2 separate regions of the Homo sapiens genome follow, and region 2 is linked to region 1. The links are chromatin loops, found by intact Hi-C in ENCODE. Cell type or tissue: Caco-2. All regions are shown on one strand. Each heading gives the region's core, and the rest is flanking DNA. Links, peaks and the distances in the headings are about the cores only.

What was found. A loop is a pair of places that touch in the nucleus more often than their neighbours do. Peaks named below come from ENCODE experiments on the same cell type or tissue, not always from the same donor. Only the 100,000 strongest peaks of a DNase experiment are listed, where the experiment ranks them.
Region 2: it touches region 1 in a loop (14-fold over the local background); 5 of 110 quality-filtered maps call a loop at or near these places.

What each region holds. Positions count from the first base shown.
Region 1 is chr6:138,013,932-138,023,326 of GRCh38, reverse strand. LOC105378021 (a long non-coding RNA gene) reads left to right here. Exons shown (of 3, transcript XR_943062.2): 3 at 7,655-7,781. Among named protein-coding and RNA genes, the nearest start is that of SIMALR, 73 kb to the right of the region's middle. In Caco-2, for the core only: no CTCF peak of the experiment used is centred there; DNase peaks (open chromatin) are centred at 4,836, 5,286 and 5,786.
Region 2 is chr6:137,657,770-137,667,164 of GRCh38, reverse strand. It overlaps LINC03004 (long intergenic non-protein coding RNA 3004), which reads right to left and starts at 1,519. Exons shown (of 4, transcript NR_125867.1): 1 at 1,426-1,519. In Caco-2, for the core only: CTCF peaks have their summits at 5,165 and 5,381 (motif pointing left); DNase peaks (open chromatin) are centred at 5,364, 6,414 and 7,154.

The DNA.
Region 1 (9,395 bases), core at 453-8,452:
AACTTAAAATGATGAGAACTGCCAAGAGATTCTCTTCCTTCATTTGAGAGACTGGAGAGGAGGGATCATTTATGCTGCTCTCTTGGTAACTCTCATCAGTCCTGGTTCCACTGTGGTCAGGTCACCCTGACAGGGCGCTTTAATGTTGGCCCACCTGGCAATGTAACACTAGTTCTCTTGTGCTCCAGCCTCACATGACACTGTCCCCAGGATCTTGAACAGAGTGGCAGAAGTCAGCTTGCTCTTGCTACATACTTCTCAGTAAAGACTAACTTCTGTGGTTAAAAGTACATCCAGCATACGTTCCAGTTTATCTTGGAAACTCTCTCGGAGTCTGTTGATGTGGGTCTTGAAACATCAGGAATGCCAACAGAATTGGCTCCTGCTAGTGAAAGGTGCTGAGTCTCAGCCCTTCTCCTTTTGCCATCTCTTTGGGTTACCAGTGGCATGAGACTAGAGATGTATGACTGCGATAATTTGGATAAGGCTCTAACCCAAATTGTCTTAAAGTCTCCTGCTGATGGCCGGGCGCGGTGGCTCATGCCTGTAATCCTAGCACTTTGGGAGGCTCAAGCGGGTGGATCACGAGGTCAGGAGAACGAGACCATCCTGGCTAACACGGTGAAAACCCGTCTCTACTAAAAATACAAAAAATTAGCCGGGCGTGGTGGCGGGCACCCATAGTCCCAGCTATTCGGTAGGCTGAGGCAGGAGAATGGCGTGAACCCGGGAGGCGGAGCTTGCAGTGAGCCGAGATCCTGCCACTGCACTCCAGCCTGGGCGACAGAGCAAGACTCCATCTCAAAAAAAAAAAAAAAAAAAAAAAAAATTCTCCTGCCGATACACTCTCAGGAATCTGCCTGCTAAGTGGCTGGTTTGAAGCTGTGATAGTTATTGGCAGAGTTTTGATACTATAAAGGTACCCTGAACCATTCTGGGGACTATAGCTCAGTCAAAATTTTCACACAGTTACTCTTATAAAAATCATATTCATCCTTCAATAATGATGGTTTGTCATTTTTAATGAAAACAGTATCAGGTCTCCTGATAGTTTTACAGCCAATTCTTTTTTATGGGCCATGTCTAAGTGTATTATTGTTAAATGAATCCATGCTGTATAAAGTCAAAACAATGTAATAACTACCTTCTCTAATGATTTCATTTTCCTATAAAAGGCATCCTTTATTGATAAATAATTCATATTAATACCTTATATTCCTTAGGCAGGTTTTCAAATTATTATTTAAGCATTTAGACACTGGTCAGTCTGGAACCATATAGTACAAATAACAACATTCCAAACTTAGAGTGGAGGTGGGACAATAAATTCCAGGTTATAATGTAGCTGATGGCTCAGTCCATCAGCATCCAATTTTATCTTTCCTGATAGTAGCCTACTCTGTACTTAGCAAAAGAATCTCTCATTGCCTGTGTGGCAACTGAGCCATGAGAAGGTTTGCAAATCTGCAGCACATCGCTTGCCACCTCACCAGCTGGCGTCCATGGGGTCATTGCTAGTTGATCTTAGTGCTCTTTCTAACTGAGCTATATATGCCGTCAGAATCCTTCCCAAAAGATACTGTAAGGCAGCCACTAACCATTGGTGTCAGAACATGATGCTCATTTTGTAACAGGTTTATCTTATTATGGATAATACCTCATTGTCCTATTACGTTATGGGCTGAATTGTGTCTCTCACACAAAAATTCAAGTGTCAAAGTCCTAATCCCTAGTACTTTGGAATGTAACTGGATTTGGAAATAGGGCATTTAAGGAGTAATTAAATTAGAGTATGGGCCCTAATCCCATATGATTGGTGCCCTTATAAGAAGAAATCTGGATACAGGCATATAAAGGTGGAATGCTTTATGAAGACACAGGGAGAAGACAGATGTCTATCAGCCAAGGAGGGAGGCGTAGAGCAGATCTTTCCTCCATAGCCCTCAGACACCTTGATCTCAGGTTTCCAGCCTCCAGGCTATGAGAAAATAAATTCCTGTTTTTTAAGCCACCCAATCCATGGCACTTTGTTACTACAGCCAAGCAAACTAATGTAAGTCTCATAAACTGGACAAAAGTAGAGGTAAAACTGAAAGTGATTCAGAAACTTCTTGATTTCTATGATAAAAGAAAGAAATCCTTTGCAATTTGTTTATAGGCACACTCTTAAGTTAATATTATTCCTTAGTATTGAACTGTAAGCTATTGGTGATACCCTACTGTTATCTGGCTTGTTGTAAGTTCCACTACCATTGAGTAAAGCTGCTGTAAAAAGGAACATAGTTTCATGCACATTATGGAATACTAGAACAGATCTGGAAGGCAGAAATTGAATTTGTATAGTGAGTCTAAAAATATGAAATGGCTGTGTGGTAGGCAGAATAATGACCTCCAAAGATGCCCATCCTAAACCTCAGAATCTGTGATTATATTACATTACATGGCAAAGAGGAATGAAGGTTGGAGTTGGAATTAAGGTTGCTAATCAGCTGAACTTAAAATAGGGAGATTAACCCAGATTATTGTGGGTGGTTCCAGTGTAATTACAGGGTCCTTTAAAAGTGGAGGAGGTAGGCAGATGAGGAAGTCGAAGTGCTGAACTATGAAAAAGCTCAACTCACTATTGCTGGCTTTAAAGATGGAGGAAGGGTCCATCAGCCACGGAATACAGGTGGCCTCTGGAAGATGGAAAAGGCAACGAAACGGATTTTTTTTCCAGACCCTCTTAATAGGCATGCAGTCCTGCCCAGACCTTGATTTCAGCCCAGTGGAGACCTGTGTCAGCCATCTGACCTAAGATAAAGTTATGCTGTTTTAAGCCACTAAGTTTGAAATAATTTGTTATGGCAACACTAGAAACTAATAAAAGCTCCCATAATTGATTTAATCTTATATTTGCAATGCTAATGCTAATTTCAGAGAAATTGGGCAGAATCTGATTTGCTCGTGGAATAGTTGCAGCTGTTGTTTTGTTTTAAAAGTAGGTGTGTCCTGGATGATCCTTATTTTATTCTCACCTTTACCCTTCAAACTTTCCCCTTTGTCCTGTATTTCTCATTCTTTCACACCAAAACACCAGCAGAAACCCTTGGTTTCCTTATTTTTTTATTTTTTATTTTTTTTTGAGACGGAGTCTCGCTCTGTCGCCCAGGCTGCAAGCTCCGCCTCCCGGGTTCACGCCATTCTCCTGCCTCAGCCTCCCGAGGAGCCGGGACTACAGGCGCCCGCCACCACGCCTGGCTAATTTTTTTTTGTATTTTTAGTGGAGACGGAGTTTCACCGTGTTAGCCAGGATGGTCTCGATCTGCTGACCTCGTGATCCTCCCGCCTCGGCATCCCAAAGTGCTGGGATTACAGGCGTGAGCCACCGCGTTGGCCCTGGTTTCCTTATTTGTTTTGACGATGTTACCTTTGTCTAGTCACCTAGACTCAACTCTGAAGGCAACTTCGACTCCTCACTCTGAGAGGGAGTGAGAGAAATGGAGAAAGACACACAGACTGTGAAAACAAATAGGACCGGACTGAGGGGGTCCCGGTCCTGTTTGTTTTCACAGCCTGTGTGTCTTTCTCCATTTCTCTCACTCCTTCCTTTTCCCTGCCATCACCACAACTCTGCTTTCGACCCTTGATTCCTTTCGCTTGTCCAGATTTCTTAACTGATCATATGGCCTTCAGTGTCTACACATGCCAATTCCTTTCTCCCCATTTTGCCAGAAAAATCTTAATATACAGAACTAATGATCTCCTTCCACTCAAGGCTGTTTATCAAGGCTTTCTAAAGTGAGGCTCTAATCTCTCTCTCCAGCATCCACATACACATGCCTTAGGCTTTAGACTGGTGGATCTCAACTGTGGTACACAAGAGGTTCATGTGAGTAGCTTTTGAAAAACACTGATTCCCTGGCCCAGTGAATCAGATCTCTGGATGTGGGGCCCAGGAAATTGATACTTAAAAAAAATTTCCTATTTAATAATAATGTCTGACCAGGACTGAGACCCATTGCTCTAGCCAGGTGGTCACATACTGTAGTGTGCATCAGAATCCCCTGGAGGGGTATAGACATGCAGGCTGTAGGACCCCAGCACCTGGGCTTCCAATTCATGAGAACTCAGGTGAGACATGATACTTTTCCTTTCTTTTTTTATTTAATTGTGACATAATTCACATACCATAATGGTAACCCTCTCAAAAGGTACAATTTAGTAGTTTGTAGTATATTTACAAGGTTCTGCAACTATTACCACTATCTAATGCTAGAATATTTTCATCACCCTAAAAGACACCCATAGTAGCCACTTCCCATATCTCCCTGTCCCCAGCCCCCAGAAGCCACTAATCTACTGTTTCTCTCTATATATTAACCTATTCTGACATTTCATATAAAATGAATTACATAATATGTGGTCCTTTGTGTCTGGCTTCTTTCACTTACTACTATGTTTTCAAATTTCATTCATATTGTAACATGTATCATTATTTCATTCCTTTGTATAGTTGGATCATATTTCACTGTATGGATATATCACATTTTATTTATCCATTCATCAGTTGATGGACAGTTGGGTTGCTACTACTTTCTGACTATTATGAATAATGCTATTATAAAGATTCATGCACAAGTTTTTACATGGGCATAGGTTTTCATCTCTCTTGAAATACATGCCTAAGGGTGCAGTTACTGGGTCAGATGTTGAAACCTGAGAATTTGCATTTCTAACAAGTTCTCAGGTGATGCTGAAGTAGATGCTCTGGGAATCACACTCTGAAAACCACTACTACCCCCAAACTGGACTACTGACCCTGCCCTCAAATACCATGCATTTTTTACATCTGTGCTTTGTTGGTCAGTTGGCTTGAAGTGCTTTCCTTCTCATCTCCACCTTGTGACATCCTATTCATTTTTTAGGCCCATCCCCAAGGCTACCTTCACCATGAAGTCTATGCAACCATTATCTGTGTGTGTATTGTTCATGTTCCCTTGACTGAATTGTAAGCTCCTATGTGCACTGTTGTGTTTGAATCACTTTTATGTGAGAGCCCTGGCCAGGCACGGTGGCTCATGCCTGTAATCCCAGCACTTTGGGAAGCCAAGGCAGGTGGATCACGAGGTCAAGAGATGGAGACAATCCTGGCCAACATGTTGAAACCCTGTCTCCACTAAAACTCCAAAAATTAGCTGGGTGTGGTGGCATGTGCCTGTAGTCCCAGCTACTTGGGAGGCTGAGGCAGGAGAATTGCTTGAATCTGGGAGGCAGAGGTTGCAGTGAGTTGAGATTGTGCCACCGCACTCCAGTCTGGCAACAGAGCGAGACTGCATCTCAAAAGAAAGAAAGCCCTGAAGCCTAGCAGAATGTTTGTTGTTGGCACTCATTAATCATATATGTTCAGTTGAACGGAATTCCAGGTCTGTTGACTTTGTAGTCTAACGAGATGACCCTAAAACATGTGACTTTACATTTTTCCATTTTTTAAAAATCGGGTAAATCCCAACAATTTTGTACCTCGATTTTTTTTTTTTTTTACAAGTTCCGCCCTAGCTTGTCTCATGATCAGGAACCAGAAGGTCAAATGACAAAGATCCCTTAAGTTTCTATTATTAAAGGTATTTTTATGACTATTTCTTGGACATCAAAGTTACTGTAATCCTACAGCCTAGGTCTCTGTGGAATGTTGGTTTATGACTGGGAAAGCAAAATTTGCCTTTCAATGGATTACTTCAAACACACCTGCCATTTCAAAGTAGTGTGCAAAATGATAGTGCATACCCACTTATGTGTTTACCTTCCCAGTTCCCCAGGCATCCATGCTGTGAGCTGAATCTTTAAAGTGGCTAGGAATTCCCCTCAGTTAGATCAAAATTCCCCTCAGTTAGAGCCCCCTTGTTGGTGGAAATAGTTCCACTATCCTCTCTTGATGGTACTGGAAAGTCTCCATTGTCACATTTGACCTTCTGGAAAGTCAGGAACCACTCACATTTCCTGTTGCCTAATTTCCTCCTAAGGCACATAGCACTGAAGAAAGGCAGTGTGCTAATTTCACCCTCAACCATCATTGAAGACCTCTTCCAAGTCTTTCACTCCTTTTCTCTGCCTCCAGGAGTCACACTTTCTGCCTGCACAAGGATTCTTGTGAACCTGCTCACTCTAGCCAGCTTCTATCACATCTACCTGTAACAGTCTTTTTCCAATAGTATTTTGTTTATATTTATTAATGAGCTAGGAAAGATAGAATTTCATGCTTGATATGACTGTAGTATATCCTTAAAAGAGAGAAAATGAGGGAACATGTTGCTTTTTAAAAAATTAAGCTAAAAAAAGCTAGGCTGATTAAAATTCTAGAAGCCAACACTTAGAAATGGAGTAGAAAATGGTTTGATAATGACATATCCAAACATAAATAAGGCAGTTTAAAAATCAACCAGTGGGAGTGGGGGAGAAAAAATGGCTGACCTAAGTCACACTGGGAAATGGTGCTTTGACGGGAAACTACAAGACTAAGGACAAAAGGAATTGTACATAAATGTTGTATTCTAGTTGGCAAGGTTGTTTCTCATGAGGGTGTGAGTTAATTCTGAAACTTCTGTACATGTGTACTGCAATTGAACAAACAAAAAATGGATGGCAGATTATGGGAGCCAGGGCTTTTCACTGTTGGAGAGAAAGGTTACAGCTGAGTGAGGAGAAAGGCCACCATGAACCATGTTGGATTAGATCTGGAGACATCAGAATGAACTGATATCTAGCTTAACATAGACACAGATGAATAGATATAGAACTAATTACAGATATGCATATATATGTGGGTTAGTGTGCATGTATTTTCTAGCTCTGTCTGCTGAGAGGGCCTATCCACGACACCCCAGCAACAGCAAGCACACCTAGCATCCAAATTCTGGTTTCTAATGCCGTTCTCCAATATAAGCAACTAGAGTTCTTGGGAGAAATGATGGATCCCAGGGCCAATGGAAAGAATATACAAGATAAGCCTGGAACATCTTGTCATGCCAGAGTGTAAGGCTGTGCTCAAAAAACAAAACAGTGGGGCTACGTCAAACAATGGGGATGTGCCAAAGAGACACAGGAGCCAACCAAAATAGCTCCCAATAGCCAAAGCCGAACAATTTTACCAACAAAATAAATAACAAAATACTGGATTATAAAGTATAAAATCCATGACCATACTGATAAAATACATGAATTAAGAAATAAATGCAGAAGACACAAATGAAAAAAATCAGTCAACTGCAAGTTTCATTCCCATTCGCATATCACCTTGCAATTCCTCTCTTGGCCTCACTCAGTGTCACTCACCTTCCGACTTGTGCTCTCACCCAGTGCTGCCTCCAATACCTTGATCATGTCCCCAGTCTCCTACAACTCTCGAGTTTATCACATGATGATTATCCTACCTCCTTGCCATAGAGAAAACTTGCTCCTTCTTTCCAGGATATGATGCTTCTTTGTGGTCCTCTCTGGTGTGGACTGTGTACTCACCATTACTCCTCTTACCATTAGGCAAGTCAGAATTTTTCTTGTTTTCCATTCCTGCTTCATGCAAAACCAGTTTCCCTTTGTCATTTTCATGTACCAAATATATGAGTTCCCAGCACAGTTACTGACAATATATTTCTTCATTTATCATATTTCTTTCTAGCTTGTCTCACCATCATTATCTCACCAAATCTACTCAGAGGTAAAGAGGACAAGCTCTCACCAAATCTACCCAGAGGAAAAGAAGTCGTTATATGAAAAAGATACTTGCACACACATGTTTACAGCAGCACAATTCGCAATTGCAAAAATATGGAACCAGCCCAAACACCATCAATCAACAAGTGGATAAAGAAATTGTGGTACATATATACCATGGAATACTGCTCAGCCATAAAAAGGAATAAATTAATGGCATTTGCACCAACCTGGATGGTATTGGAGACTATGATTCTAAGTGAAGTAACTCAGGAATGGAAAACCAAACATCATATGTTCTCACTCATAAATGGGAGCTAAGTTATGAGGATGCAAAAGGCGGTAAGGATGATAAATGGACTTTGGGGACTTGAGGGGAAAAGGGTGGTAAGGGGATGAGGGATAAAAGACTACAAATTGGGTTCAGTGTACATTGCTCAGGTGATGGGTGCACCAAAATCTTACACATCACCACTAAAGAACTTATTCATGTAACCAAATACCACTTGTTCCCCAATAGCCTATGGAAATTAAAAAAAAAAAAAAACTACTAGAAAAAGTCTATACCTCATATTTTAAAGACTAGAGTAAGGTGTAAATAAATAAATAAATGTATAAGTATTCATCTCATTTTATATACTAGTTCAATTATTTGTGCTTTTAAAGTCTAACTACATTAACCTTTACTTCATTTTGGTAATGCTGAACCTGATGATTTTTCAGAATTGATCCCTATGTAAAATCTGTAACTACAATTTCCTATTCTTTGACCATAACTTTATCAGTCTCATATTATTTCAGTTTTTTGACTCTCTGAATCCCAAATTCCCAAATACTTGCCTCTTCGACATCATTTCAAACTCCACTTCTATGACCCTTTCATTTTATTTTGACCTATTGTCTACAGGCTTTATGCTCCCCTTTCCAGCCTGGATCCCATAGCCTCTCTCTTGATTATACTTTTGCCCAAATTCTCAACTTTTTTGCCCCTTTGTCCTTCCATGACACACTGTAGAATATCAGCCCCGAATCAGTCCAGTCCCCTTCCTCCCTTGTTCCTCTGCCCCAGTTCCATCACACAGTTGGAGAAAATCACTCAGTCCTTAGACTGGTGTCTCTGCAAATTTTTGGTGTTTATTTCCTTCTCAAACACCAAGAAATCATTCTCTGCTGCTCCATTTGCCATTTCCTTCCATTCCCCTTGTTGGCACTTACTAGTTGGGCGACATGAATAAATATCTTAAGTTCCATTTTCCTCATATGTAAAATCTCACTAAGAATACTTCAGAAGGCTGTGTCAGGGGCTCAATAAGATAACACACATAAAAGACACACCCACATATTCAGTGCACAACATGTGGTTCTGCGTTTAGCAGCAGCAGTAGCAACAATGACCTCAACTTTTACTGCTAGCAGATTTTGTTTGCAATTTACCAAGAAAACAAAGCCATCACACAGAACTTTGTTTTGTCCCATTTGCAAACATGTCTGCACCTGCAGCTAATCCCTTCATTGCTCCTCTGTCCCAGAAGGTGACCTGTTCATGCCTGTGCCCAGAGCCACACCCTTTCTACCTATTCAACAACTTGGCTCCATTAATCTTCCATTCTTTCCCCTTCTGGCAGGGGAGCCAAGACTGGCATTAAGCATTCCTCCCTATGGAAACTAAGGAGAATCCTTGCCAAAGTTTGAATTCTTTTTTAGTA
Region 2 (9,395 bases), core at 526-8,525, 360 kb after region 1:
CATATAGTCCAAGAGGCAACTACATCTAACAGTTCGGGGAGTTTCCATCCAGATAGTTTTGATGCCTTGAAAATATTTTTTTCCACATACTCACAACTACCAACAGGTAATTTTTTTTTCCATTCTTTCCTTTTCTTTTCTTTTTCTTTTTTTTGTTTTTTACCCAAACTTGAATTGTAGTATCTAGATTGTCTTGCAAATTGTTTTCATCACTTAAAAATATTTTGCTGTAAACATCTTGCTAGACAGTTTTTACAATGTTCTCTTCAGGTTATTCAGACACTGGATAGCAATAAATTTTTAGAGTTCATTTTCAACATGTAATTATAAGTACTTAAGGAAAACAGGACTATATTATTTCAGTTGAACATCTCACCAAGCTCTTCTCACATTCATTTTCTCGATAATCTCTTGAAATGATGGTTTGGTCTTGAAGTTCTTGGTTATCGAAGCTCAAGTCTCACTGTGACATCACTTGGGAAGTCCAGGCTTATCCGGCTTATCCATGAACAGAAATTGCCCTGGGGATTTCAGATCTACCTCATTTGGAAAATTCAGAAAATTATGTAGAAGTCACATCAAGAAACCTTTGATTTGAAAGTGAACTCATTTATTAACTTTTCTATACATTTTTAAAAAGGAAAGTGTGTATGTAGAAGCATCTCCTTTTTTAAAAAAAAGTGCTGGAGGGCTGAAAATATCATTTTCACTTTCATTTAGTCAGGCAAAGAGTTAACCCACAATAAACAAACTACCATGTTACCAAGTAAACATAAGATAGTCAGTTTTACTTAGAAGTTGTTTTCAATATTTTATTTTAATTCAGCTGAAGGGGAAGCTAGATATTTGGCTAGCAACCTTCACCCTAACAATAAAGAAATCAACACATCTGTTCTATATCTGGCCAGGCTCTGCGGCCCCCTCAAAATTTGACACATTATTATGCTTCTCTGGGCTTCCATTATGTCATTTCTAAAACAAATGTGTTGGATGAGATTATCTTACTGCTTTCTAAAATTACAATTCAACCAAATTGTGACTTCAACCAAAACTATAATTATTTACTAAGGATAATTTGGTCTATGTTTCCTTGTATTGAACTAATATACAGTTTTTAAAAATAATTTTTAGGGGAAATGATGAGATATGTCCCCTAATAATTTAGAAATGTGATGTGATGTCCATTACCCTCTCAGAATTAAGCTATGAAGATAATGCAAAAGGGACCAAGACAAAAAGATGAAAAGTTTGACTGAAAATATTAGCACATGTAAAGGAGGGATGTATCAAAAGAAAGTTTTTGCCACCTCCGTCTTCCCCATCTCACCACCAGGGAAAATAGGGAAGGGTTTAAGGAATAAGGGAGGCACAGGAGAGACGGAAGGGTCAAGGTCAATGGGAGGTGAGTGTGGCTGCCATCCTCACCTGGTGCTCTCCACTGCTGGAGACAACAATGATCTTGGTCGTACGGACTGCTCACATGCTCAGCCAGCTAACTGAGAGAGCCATTTGCCATCCCCTGAGAAAGTAAACATTCCTCCAGTCATCCATCAGTTTAGAATAACAGACATGATTATAAAGCCAGCAACAATATTTATGGGAAACAATGTTTCTCCTAAGGACCACAGCTATAAAGTGTCACGCAACCTTCCTTCTTCTTTGAAGGATTACTGCCTTCTTACTCATGAAGAAACAAGTTTATCTAACATCATAGACTATCAAAATGTCACATTTGAAATAGTATCATTAAGGATGAAATATTCCATTCTTGCCCGGAGGATCTCAGTCACCTTGACCCAGTGAAGCAGCCTCCATTTCCAAGCCAGTTATAGAGCTTCAGATAAGGGGTGTCTAGACACAATATTCAACATCAATCTTAACTTAGTAGTTTTTAAGGAAACAGGGCCTGAAGTCCATGTCATGGTCCAGACTTGATATTGATCCTCTACTCAAAGTCTTGTTTTGTTTTGAGCCTATCAAAGCACTGCTTCATTTAATGTTCACCTTAATTCCACCCTTCCTTCAAATTCTATAATAACTCAGCTTTTTCCTTGTTTGGAAATGGTTCTATAAACTTAATTTTTCAGACTTCAGGTCTGTTCCTTTTGGTTCTAGGCTGATGGGCTAGGACATCTTGTAGATCTACCATAGTAGAGAATGCTCTGTGTGATTGTCATGTTTCTCATTATAAGTTAATTCTTTTAACTTTTAAAAAATGTTGATTCTTGCTTATAGTAGGTCTGCCCCCAAGAGATAGACACCCTATTGGGAAACAAGAAAATCATTTAATTTTAAGCCCATCAGGTGTCAAAACACTATATCTTTAAATAAGTAATGAATGAGCACTTGGTAGGCTTTAGAAGACAGCCCCAGAGACCACCTTGTGTGGACAAGTATATATTCCTCTAACTTCTACACCTTCCAGAATGATAGGAACACTAAATACTGATAATATTGTGGCTCACTGAGCTGCAGAAATTTGGCAGAACTTTTGTCTGTGGAAATGATAAAATTGACACGAAAATTTGGAGGGAGAAAAGTGCTTCATGATTTGGAGATCAATTTATAAAAAAAAGTTTTTAAACAGAAAAAGAAATTCACAAAGTATCCTCTCTAGGGTTTCTCTAAACACAGAAATTCCATTGAGTACGTTTTTCCACACTGGCCTTTGTTCGGTGCTTTGTTTCTGTGGAGAGGCTGCAGGAACTGCTGTGGGGCTGAAATGGGTCCTGACTTCAAACTGAACAGCGTATTCAAGATTTTGTTTGAATATGACTCGCTACCAAAAAAGAAAGTTTGGAAATCACTGACGTAGCACTGTTTTTATATCATCTATTACATAAGCAGGACACACTGATTTTAGAATCACAGTAACCATCAATGTTCCCAATTGCCCATGTGGGGAAAAAATGTCATTCTCAAGAACTTTGGCTTTGAATGGGTGGTTGGGAGCCCACTGGGACTAGAGCTTAGTTCCAACCTTTCTGATTTACTTAAATTGTCCTGTAAGAAGATATCATGATGAAATTTAGTTTCTATCCAACAGACGGCAGTGGTAAAACTGTTAGCTTGGAAGGGATGTCGCCCTGAAGGACTGAGTACTGAGGATGGGCATGGTAAGTTTGGAAGCAGGAAATGAGCATAAATGTCATTTGGCTCTTTCTTTTTGCCTAGAACCAAATAGCCACATTGTTTTGTTCAGTACCCAGAGGTTCAATACCACTCTTTTCTTGCTTTTCACTCATCAGCTTAGCCACCCACCTATACTGCCTTCTTTTTATACTGGAAATAGGAGTTTTCTCTTTGAGATCCAGGTTAACCGCTGCCCAGAAGGCCCCAAGACTCTGATGAGCAATGCACCCTCGATGTGACTGCTCTCTCCCGGGCTTTGGGATGCATGTAAGGTTCTCTGGAAGACAGGATGGGAACTGTGCTGGCCCTTGCACATCACTATTTACAACTTTAGGCTTCAGTTCAGTCATGAAAGAAGCATTAAATTTGCAAATGGTAGTAAGCTCTGCCTAATGAAAGATGGCATCAATTAAACAACATTGTGTGTGTTTAACCTATAAAATCTCTTAGAACACAAAAACAAAGATCACAATAAAAACTTCTAACATTAATATCATGCATAAATATTTACTATTTAATATAACAAAGATATTTCCTTAAAAAGCCCTAAGGAATTTTGAAATTAGGCATCACATGCTCATTTTTCTATACATTACAATTTTTTTTTAATAGTAGAATGAATGATGGCTGTGAAGAGGCAACTCAGTTGGGATTCCCAAATCCCCAGATTCCACGCCTGGCTCTGCTGTCAATGAGGGTGTGTTTCTTATTCTTACTGAGTCAGTTTCCCTCCAACTTGAAAAATTTAAGAGTCTATAATTACTGATTCTCATGTCTTAAGTGTGGACTAAGTAGCTTAATCCAACACAGATAGTTGGAACTTCACATTAATGTTACTTTAGAGTAGCGGTTAACAAACTGGACTCATGGGTCATGTTTAGTTCTTTGCCTGTTTTGGTAAATAAAATTTTATTAAAACAACCACACCTAGTCATTTATACATTGTCTAGAGCTGCTTTCCCAGTACATCGGTAAAGTGGAATAGTTGCAACGAGAGCTTGTGTCCCACAAAGCCTAAAATATTTATCCTTTGCAGAAAAAGTTTGCTCACTGCTGCTTTAGAGAAATTAAATGTGATTCTTTAAATGAATCATCAATAACAAAGAACTTATTTCATCTCCCTACTAAAAGATTATAGAATGATCAGAAAAGGAAATCAAGAGAAATAGAAGCATTGAGTCAACCAGATGAGAACCCAGCTACAATCTTTACTGCCAGTTGAATATTGCTTCATACGTTATTATTATCATTATTAATATTATTAGTAGTAGTACTTGAGATGGAGTCTCACTTTATCACCCAGGTTGGAGTGCAGTGGTGTATGATCTTGGCTCACTGCAACTTCCACCTCCTGGGTTCAAGTGATTCTCCTGCCTCAGCCTCCCAAGTAGCTGGGATTACAGGTGCACACCACCACGCCTGGCTAATCTTTGTATTTTTAGTAGAGATGGGGTTTCACCATGTTGGCCAGGCTGGTCTTGAGCTCCTGACCTCAGGTGATCTGCCCACCTTGGCCTTACAAAGTGCTGGGATTGCAGGTGTGAGCCACCGCACTTGGCCATTTCATACATTATTAATTGAAAAAAGGATAAAGAAGTAAAATATTTAATTTTTGTTATTTCTTTTTCTCGAGTTTAATCACATTTCTTTTAGGCTTGAACTAACATTTGTAGGAAGAAAGTCAGTAGTTGCATAGAACGGGGGCATGCATTTGGTTTTCATTTCATTATTAGCTTCCCCTTACCTGTGGCCCTTCCAAGGGTTCTGTCCCTGGTGCTCCTTTTTGCAATCTCTCCAAATAGGAGTTACAATTCTAAGAACACATTAAGCCTTCTCCCAGTCATTGTATAAATTCAAGATGTTCTTCTTTCATTTGACTGAAAACACAATTTAAGCATCAGCTTCTTGGTTACCTGCCTCTGGACAAAACAGTACCTCAAGCCTACTAGAGACTACATATCTGCTGCATGTATCATGGGTTGTGACTTTTTTTCTAAATAGCAGATCTTCCACGGCAGGGCCAATGTCTCTGCAGTTTGCTTACCCTTTCCCCATCTTCACAACATGAATGCTTGAGTTGTGGGTTCAAGACAGGAAAAATGGGACAGGTGGCGCCTTATCAATTCCCCTTTAATAAGAAATCCGAAAGCTTTCTCTGAAGCTTTCAGCAGGTTAAGGTTTCTTCTCATTGGCTAGACCTGTATCTCCCGGCTCCACCTAGTGGCTAGCATGTTTTCCTGGGGACATCCCTGCCCTAACAAAATTGGGGTTTTGTTAGCACCTGAGAAATGAGAGAAGGGATCAAGGGAAGGCAACTAACAGCATAGACCACAAAATCGTAGAACTCATCTTGGATAAAGTGAATCACATAGACAAATGTGGATATAAAAATAATTTTTTGGCCAGGCGAGGTGGCTCACTCCTGTAATCCCAGCATTTTGGGAGGCCAAGGTGGGTTGATCACAAGGTCAAGAGATCGAGATCATCCTGGCCAAAATGGTGAAACCCCGCCTCTACTAAAAACACAAAAATTAGCTGGGCGTGGTGGTGCGGGCCTGTTGTCCCAGCTGCTCATGAGGCTGAGGCAGGAGAATCGCTGGAACCTGGGAGGCAGAGGTTGCAGTGAGCCAAGATCGTGCCACTGCACTTCAGCCTGGCGACAGAGCGAGACTCTGCCTCAAAATAATAATAATAATAATAATAACGATAATTTTTTGCCCAGTCCTTTGGGAGGCCAGGGGTTTGAGAACAGCTTGGGCAACATATCAAGACACCATCTCCACAAAACAATAAAAGTTAGCCGGGCATGGTGGTGTGAGCCTGTAGTTCTAGCTACTTGGGAGGCTGAGGTGGGAGGATCACTCGAGCCCAGGAGTTCAAGTCTGTAGTGAGCTATGATTGTGCTTGTGCACTCCAGCCTGGGCAACAGAGTGAGACCCTGCCTCCAGTAATTTTTTATATTGTGTTTAATGTTATGGGAATTATTCACTAACCCAACAAATATTTGTTAAACACCCAAAATGTTATAGGTCTAAAAACTCTTCTCTGGATCCATTTTGATTCAAAATGATCTAACCTAAACCAAATAATGAAGGTATATTTTAATATTCTTTATAGCATACCACATTGGTCAAAACCAGTCAATTCTTTTCACAGTTATGTTTAATGAAAGAAAACACATAGAAAAACAAAGATGTTGAGTAATGAGGTGGAAACAGAGCCCCACCCCACCCCCCGCCAATTCACTAGATCAATTAATGACTGAAAAGGCTTTTCCTAAAATTTAAAAACAAATTGACTTGAGACTGAGATTAAGGTTGAAAGGAAAGGCCCTTCTCCCTCTCAGTCTTTGGCGGTGAAACAAAGAGATCAGTTGGAATTTCACAGAATTAATGGGATAGCTCTTGTTTTCTGATCAATAATGAATAACCTGGATGAAATAAAACTCTCTTCTTTGCTAAGGTGCTTTTTCTCCCTTTTGATGAACTAATAATCATTTACCTGCAGCAATGCAGATTTATTAGCACAGAAATGTTATTCATGTTCAGAAAGAACAATGCATTAAAAATAGGAACAGAAAGAGGTGGACTAAGCAGATGGTATTCTGGACTTTGAGCCCCAGAGTAAAAATTTAACCCTCTATTGTCACAACCTCCAAGGGACTATCCAACTCCTTTTATTTCACTGGAATTCAATTGTATTGACTGTTTTCAAATAAATGGGTAATTGACTGAGGATCAAAAATCTTTTGTGATATGTTGAAGACTTTTACCACAAAGTTTTTTTTTTTTAACAGAATTCAATCGGCCTGTTAGAGATTGGAATAGTCAAAACAAAGAAAATTCCCAAGGATTCCAGGATTCTGTGTCACACACTGTTGTCTAGATCTCTAGGTTTTGTTACCTTAACTGTTTAAAGTCTTTCCCAGGTACAGTGTGAATGGAGCATAGAGGATTGTTTTCCACAACCCCCTGGTTAATCATACAGCATTCTTATCACTAGGGTTCTGGGAATCAGGTGGAGTCAGGAACCAGAACATTGCTGGGAGGTGGCAAGGCACCTGACGAGCCTTTAAAAACTACCAATGCCTGCCCCTCGACAGCTTGGTGAATGTGGTCAATTTCATCAGCTAAAAGAATAAGAATTTTTAATAAAATCATAAAGGTATTAACTGATTGAAACATAAAGGCCTCCTTTTATGCATACAATTTCCTTCTATAACATACCTGGAAAGTAGTCAGGAAAACATTGAACACCAGCAATCATAGGAATTTAATTATTTCTCAAAACAACTCGTTTAATTTTCTAGCAAATTTAGTAGTTTGGAATATTATTTTTAAATTAATACCTATCTATTTTCCTTTAATTCATGCAGTGTCCAAGTTCTGCCCTTTCAAAACAGGAAAAGTAAATCTTAGCTTCTACATCTCAGCCCTTCAGTTGTTTAATGGCACACATCCACCTTTCTTAAATAAATCCTGGATATTTGCATAATCACTTTTTAGATAGCTGAGTTTCAAATCCCATCACTGTCCTGGATACATTTCTAAAGGAAAAGCTCCTAATGGTCAATATTTAATTTAAAGCAGTGGCTAGGGTTCTGATTTAGTTGTTTTGGGTTAGGGCTCAGAGACATTGGTAGTCATCTAAGCTCCCCAGGTGATTCTAATTTGCAGCCAGGGATGAGACTCCCTGAAGGTTAGTGGCCCAGCTCTGGACTTGGACCCTCTGGTGAGAGGTCCCTTGGAAAGAGCTTCAAATAGGCAAATGAAATTGCTACTTTTCTTGTTCTAGACACAAATTCTGGTAGGCAATCCAAGTCACACATGCAATGTTAGTGACAGTTAGATACACTCTGGCTCACATGGAGCTTAAGGTCAGTCCAAACACTTAGATATTTGTCCCATGAATTTCCATTAAGTTACACCTTCCTGGTTTTGTATATGTGAAGCTGATCTTTGACTCTAAGTCTGGAGTTTTTTGGTTTTTCCTTTTGTTTGGTTTTACTTATTGCCTGTAACTATATTAGTAGTTGTATCAAAGAAAATAATAGCTGAGCGCTAAACATGGCCTATGTGTGGGGCTAAATGCATTGTCATTTAATCCATTATTTTATTGAATCTCCACAGCAATCCTATGGGAATGATAATCTCACGATCCCCCATTTCACAGCTGAGAAAACTGAGACCTAGACAACAGATTAGATTGGGTCCGTCACGCTAGTCTGTAAAAGCCCTTTGAGGATTCTAATTCTGTCACACTGGTGTAAAATTTTTTCTATATGTATAGCCTCCTTCCTACCGCAAATGTCAGCTTTTCATCAGCACCCACAGATGTGATCTCTGTACCATATAAATCCCCTTCAGTTAGCTGTGAAAATGTGGAACAGGAGGGAGTCTCAGTGCTGAGTCTGACCATGAGAGACCTCCAACCAGGATCCTTTAACCTGCATGTTAGAGCTACATCAGTGCAAGCAACTCATACCCATCAACATAGGCATATTTTCCCCACTGTCTGCAAGGATGTCATGGGACTCTAGGTCAATGCCATGCTAAATCTCTATTCACTGCTGTTACTTCTCCAGTAAACCCATCAGTCAAGGCAATGAGCACTGTCCAGATGCACGTGCTCTAATGAACCAGATGCTCCCTCCCAGAAATCATTATGTCTCCCCAGGGTCACCATGTCATTACATCACAGACCATCCTTTTAATACATTTCCCTAGAATTTTATCTAATACCAATATCAGTCTTGCTGATCTATAGTCTGCAGAGTCCAAATCAATATGTTATGTGCTACTTTTTTTCTTTTTTGAGTATCTCCCTTGCTCTATGTGCTACTAAAAGATCATTTTTGGCAGTTAAGAAACCACTTCTCTCTGTTTTCACTCTAATGTGCCTGAGCCACAGAGAACTGACTACATTTGATAGGCTCCATTTGATTAGTGTTATATTTTCCAAAAATTCCCAACAAATCTTGGATTTCCATTGACTTACCTTTCTCTCTCTGAACAGCCTTCTCTACAGAAAATACTGAACTGGGGATGATCTGCTTTCTGTCTGATATCTGTCAACATTACCTCACTTGCTCCAGGCAGTAGGCAAATTGCTTCCTTGTTCTTCTTGCTCAAATAAAACTTAAAACCCCCATTGTAATTTCCCTTCACATTTTCCTAATATTGAGTTTTGTATCCTTTTCAAGTCTTAGCTTATTCTGGGTGGTAGCCTTCCTGACACCTTAAGCTCATAATTGCATGCTAAGT